2 separate regions of the Homo sapiens genome follow, and region 2 is linked to region 1. Evidence: chromatin contacts called from ENCODE Hi-C data. All regions are on one chromosome and are shown on one strand. Each heading gives the region's core, a stretch centred on a gene start or an enhancer-like site at or near the end of the contact. The rest is flanking DNA. Distances are from core to core; before and after follow the strand shown.

Region 1 (2,551 bases), core at 30-2,529:
TCTAACTTGTCTCCTTGCCTCTATCTGTCCCTGTTGTTTCATTCTCCATGCAGGGCAGTCCTTCTGTAACCTGAACCAGACCTTGCTGCTCCTCTGTGCCACTCCCTCCGGTGGCTTCTCATCACCATGGCCTGCAAGGCTCTGTGTGACCTGTCTTCTGGCACTCCCTGACCTCCCTCTTAGCTCAGTCTGCTCCAGCCTCAAAGGCCTTCTGGCTGTTACTGGAACATTCAAGCACATTCTTGCTTTGGGTCTTTTATAAATATATACATCTGTCTGTGTGTATATATATATATACACACACACACACACACACACAAAAACACACACATACACACACATATATACACACACACATACACACACACACATATATAGTTCTCTCTTCCTCCAGATATCTGTAGGCTTCATCCTCTCACTTCCTTAGGCCTCTGCCCACATGGCACCATATCAGAAAGGCCTTCCCTGATGACTTAATATTAAAAAAAAAAACCCAAGCACTCCCAGTCCTCCGTTTTAGTTTTCCTCTTTTCTCTTATCAGTGGCATATTAGACACTTATTCATTTACTTATTTATTTTCTCTCTCCCCTGAGCAGCACGTGACCTCTATAAGAGCAGACTTGGTTTTGTTTTCTGCTGTGTCCCCAGAACCTGGAGCACAGTAAGTGCTCAATAAATATTTGCTGGATTTTGTGAATGTGTGTGTCCCCTTTATGAAATGGCACGGAAGAGCCTGCACTGACGCTCCAGGTGATTTGGGGCCTGAATGGGTCACTGATCAACTTTTATCTTAACCAGACCAGGGTGATGAGGAGAATTAGGTGGCTGCTCAGGGGCCCTTCACACACATACCTTTGGGACCAACGCTGTTTCGTCTGCAGCAATGGCGTGCCTGGCTTTCATGCTTGTGGTTTGTACCATAGTTGTGATGTTGTCTAGAATTCCCATGGCAGCTTTACAATATGATTAATTTTGCTCATATAGATACATATCGATTACGGATAAAGATGACTCAAGGTTTAAATTTAGCCCCACCACAACAAATTGAAAGTCACAGGTGTGCTACCTAATTGCTCCCAGACTATGAAAACAAAAGCACAATGTCTGCCAGCACTGAATCACTCTTCTCCACCCTTTTTCTCCCTTCCCTTCATGTTCTCTGTCTTAATTCTGTTCATGTCGTAAACCGTGGTAGCTTAGAAAAGTGAAAAATAACATCCGGAGTCCAAAGTTCCAGTCCTGACACCACCACTTGTTTACTGTGAGATCTCAAGCATGTTACCCCACCTCCCTGAGCTTCAGTTTCCTCTTTTGTAGAATAGACCTACTTGAAAACAGGTGCTCAATAACGTGTTGAATGAAAGATGCCTAAGTGAGACAGCATGGGTAGAATGTCTAGCCCAGGGTGAGCACTCAATAGATGCTAGTCACCGGCCATGCTAACTGATGCACCTGACTGTGCTGTCTTCATGAACTTTCTTTGGCTTTGGTTAACCATTAGGATAGGCAACCCAGCTGAAAACAGAGGATGGCTCATGACAAGGCCTTTCCTAATCAGTCTCTCACAAGGGCTTTTATGGAGGCCCTACTATGCGTACAGCAAGGTGGAAGATTCAGGGGTGGGTGGAGCATCAAGCCAGCGAGAGGCATAGTTACTGCTGCTATTGGTGCCCTGTGGCTGCTGTAACAAATGACCACAAGCTTTGTAGCTTAAAGCCACAGAAATGTATTCGCTCACAGTTCTAGAGGGCAAAGCATTTGAAATCAAAATGTTGGCAGGGCCACGCTCCCTCCAAGGGCCCTAAGGAAGAATCCACTCTCTGCCTTTTGCAGCTTCTGGCGACTCCTGGTGTTGCTTGGCTTGTGGAAGCACAGCTCCGTTCCGCGCCTCTGTCTTCACATGATCTTCCCTACTGTGTGTCTCTGTGTCTCAAATCTCCCTCACCTTTCTCTAATAAGGAAACCAATCATTGGATTTAGGGTCTACCCTAAATTCAAAATGTTTTCATCTTGAGATCCTTAACTTAATTACATCTGCAAGGACCCTATTTCTAAATAAGTTCACATTCATAAGTGTTGGGGTTTGGGGTTTAGGGTTTTGACATCTTTTTTGGGGTCCCAATTTAACCCAGCTACAGTGGCCTCCAGGAATTTCAGATTAGGGAAAGGAAGAGCACACACAGATGAACAAAAAAAGTTTCAAGTAGAGTTTGTAAGACAAATCTTATTTGAAGGTGGTTAGTAGGGGGTTGATCCATTAATTTTTTGATCCAGAAATATTCACTGAGCCCCTGCTATGCTGGGTGCTGGAGATAGAAATGAGGAAGCACAGTCTCTGCCTTCAAGGAGTTCACAGACTGCTTCAATGAACAGAGAAATGGACATTTATTGTTGAGCATGGTAGGAGCTGTGGTAGAAGTAGACCCCTGATGCGATGGGCATTAGCAGGTCTGAGTTACAACCTCGGGGCTGGTGTTCAGAGAGGGCTTTCTGCAGGAAGTATTATCCCTTCCAAGGCCTAAAGGTTGAGGGAGTAGGAGCTGGCCAGGC
Region 2 (2,551 bases), core at 16-2,515, 550 kb after region 1:
GCCAGTCTCAGAATGTTTTTACTTCACAAGAGTTATTTTATTTAATCTTTACAGCAGTCTGTGGGACAGATATTATCTCTTTTTATATTACCAGATGAGGAAACTGAAGCTCAAAAAAGTTAAATAACTTACTCGTGGTCTCATACTATGTAAGCAAACCCATGTCAAGAGCCACACCATTAGCTCTGTTCCCTCATCTGCTACCTTATGGGAACCTGTGCACTTTCAGTGTGGGAATCCAGAAGTGGTCTCTGCCACCAAGAAATTACAGTCTAGTTAAAGAATAAAGATACAGAGCAACCAAGCAGTAAGAGCAGAACAAGAAAATAGATGAAAATAAGAGCTAAAGCGTATGTAGTGCTTGTTAATACATCTGGTACTTTTCTAAGCATTTTACCCATGATAATTCATTTATTTCTCACAGCTACCCTATAATTATTGTATTTTTCTTTTCTTTTCTTTTTTTTGAGAGGGTCTTGCTCTGTCACCCAGGTTGGAGTACAGTAGCACAGTCTTGGCTCATTGGAACCTTTGCCTCCCAGGCTTGAGCGGCTCTCCCACCCCAGCCTCCTGAGTAACTGGGACTACAGGCACACACCACCATGCCCAGATAATTTGTGTATTTTTTTGTAGAGATGAGGTTTTACCATGTTGCCCAGGCTGGTCTCAAACTCCTGAGTTCAAGTGATCCACCCACCTCGGCCTCCCAGAGTGCTGGGATTACAGGTGTGAGCCACTGTGCCCAGCCTAATTATTGTCTTTTACAGATGAGGAAACAGGCACAGAGACTTTAAGCAACTTGCCCAAGGTCACTCAGCTAATAAGTGGCAAGGCTGGGATTTGAACTTTGGCATTTCACATCCAGAGTACGGGCTTATCACCATTTTGCTCTACTGCCTCTTTCAGCGTTTGCTTTGCAGGCTTTGCATAAACTAGTTTAGGGAAGAAATTTGTGGGTGATGGCTTCGGGAGGATCTGAGGCTGTGAACAATGGTCAGTAGCTTCATTGTTTCATTTAAGAAATACTGAGTGTCTCCTGTGTGAGAGGCACTTTGCTGGGCGCTGGAGATGCCAAGGTGAATGAGTGGGATAAGGGCCCTGGGGTAGGCTTCTGGGAACTTAGAGTCTAGTGTAGAGAGGCAGAAAATAGACACACACAAAGTAATTTTGTTTTCTGGAAAATGCTACGAAGGAAAAACACAGATGAACAGATTTGGCATAGCGAGTGTGGGCCTCTCTTGGGAGTTTTTGTTTGACCTGAATGATGAGATAGGAAGGAGGAGCAACAGATTCACTGTGGGGGAGGAAAGCACCTCATGAGATCAGCAAAGGAGGTCAGCTGGGCCAGGAGGGTATGAGCAAGGCACAGAGGCGTAGGAGGGGGTTTGGCGAAGTGGGCAAAGGCTGCTGCATGCAGCCTTGAGGCCAGGGGCAGGAGTTTGAGTTTTATTCCAAGATCAGTGGGAAATGGTTGATGGGCTTTAAACATGGGTGTGACACAGTATGTTTTATGACCTTAAAAAAATCATTCTGGCATATGTGCTAGGTAGATAGTAAATATTTGTATAGCAACAACAAACTTCATACTGTTTTTTTTTTATTATTATACTTTAAGTTTTAGGGTACATGTGCACAACGTGCAGGTTTGTTACATACTGTAATGTTAAAGGGAAGAAAAGTTAGAAGACTAATGAACAGTCTTATAAATACATTTGTTTAAAGAAACTATCAGTATGGAAAAAAAGACTGGCCATATACACACAAGAAAACATTAATACTGGTACACTGTTCATGGTTGGAAGAGTTTGCTACTGTTTTAGCACAATGCTCATGCTTTTATTACTTAGTAATTTTCCATTCAAAGCTTGTAGTCATAGCTAACCTTTCTGGTTGACAACACTTCATTATTGAGCAAGGGATTTTTTTTTTTTCTTTTTGGGCTTATTTTCCTAAAAAGCAACATGCTAGGGACTTCACAGGCAGAATTTTATCTCTGCCCTTTAGTGACACAGTGTAACAGCATGCTGTTTTACTGTATCTGTGTGGCAGTATGAGGAAACCAAGACTCAGAGGACTTAAGTAGCATCCCCAAAGCTACACAATAGTAGGTTGTAGAGCCCAGATTCTCACCTAGTCCAGTCTGCCTCCAGCTCCTGGGATCTAACTATTGCCTCTCACTGCCTGCTTTTAAAGGGCACTCATTTCTTCCCACTTGCCAGGGCTACAGGCTGGCAGACCACTGGCTGAATCTGGTCCCCAATCAGGTTTAGTTTGACCTACCATGTGCTTGGAAAAAAAAAATAAACAATTTTAAATTAGTTTCCAATATTTAAAAATTGAGAAATTTTATCTGAAAATTCAGATTATTTATTTTCCTGAATAAATAATGAAAGAACTTGGCAATACAGGGTCCACACTTCCATGCAGAAGGGAACGGCTGGAGCTGAATAGGGGCTGCCTTCTTTAGAAGGGGTCGGCATTCTTCATTTTGCAGCAGTCCTCACCCAGCCTGCTACACTCATTTCCTTTTTCAGCCCTACCCCTCTGAGCA

Evidence for each region. A loop is a pair of places that touch in the nucleus more often than their neighbours do. Pooled maps may share reads with other maps.
Region 2: a loop to region 1 is called in a pooled map, with 2.2 times the contacts of the local background. The contact joins two enhancer-like sites. A Hi-C loop is called at or near these places in 2 of 37 single-sample maps with no recorded cell type and 3 of 50 pooled maps.

The regions. Positions count from the first base shown.
Region 1 is chr1:58,804,937-58,807,487 of GRCh38, forward strand. The region is part of intron 1 of JUN-DT (JUN divergent transcript); the gene reads left to right. Among named protein-coding and RNA genes, the nearest start is that of JUN-DT, 21 kb to the left of the region's middle. RefSeq lists a silencer at 1-255. Within about 2 kb of position 1,280, at least 7 of the 41 ENCODE cell types and tissues checked have a DNase peak (open chromatin) inside an H3K27ac peak, as active enhancers do.
Region 2 is chr1:59,353,631-59,356,181 of GRCh38, forward strand. The region is part of intron 4 of FGGY (FGGY carbohydrate kinase domain containing); the gene reads left to right. Among named protein-coding and RNA genes, the nearest start is that of FGGY, 58 kb to the left of the region's middle. Within about 2 kb of position 1,266, at least 10 of the 41 ENCODE cell types and tissues checked have a DNase peak (open chromatin) inside an H3K27ac peak, as active enhancers do.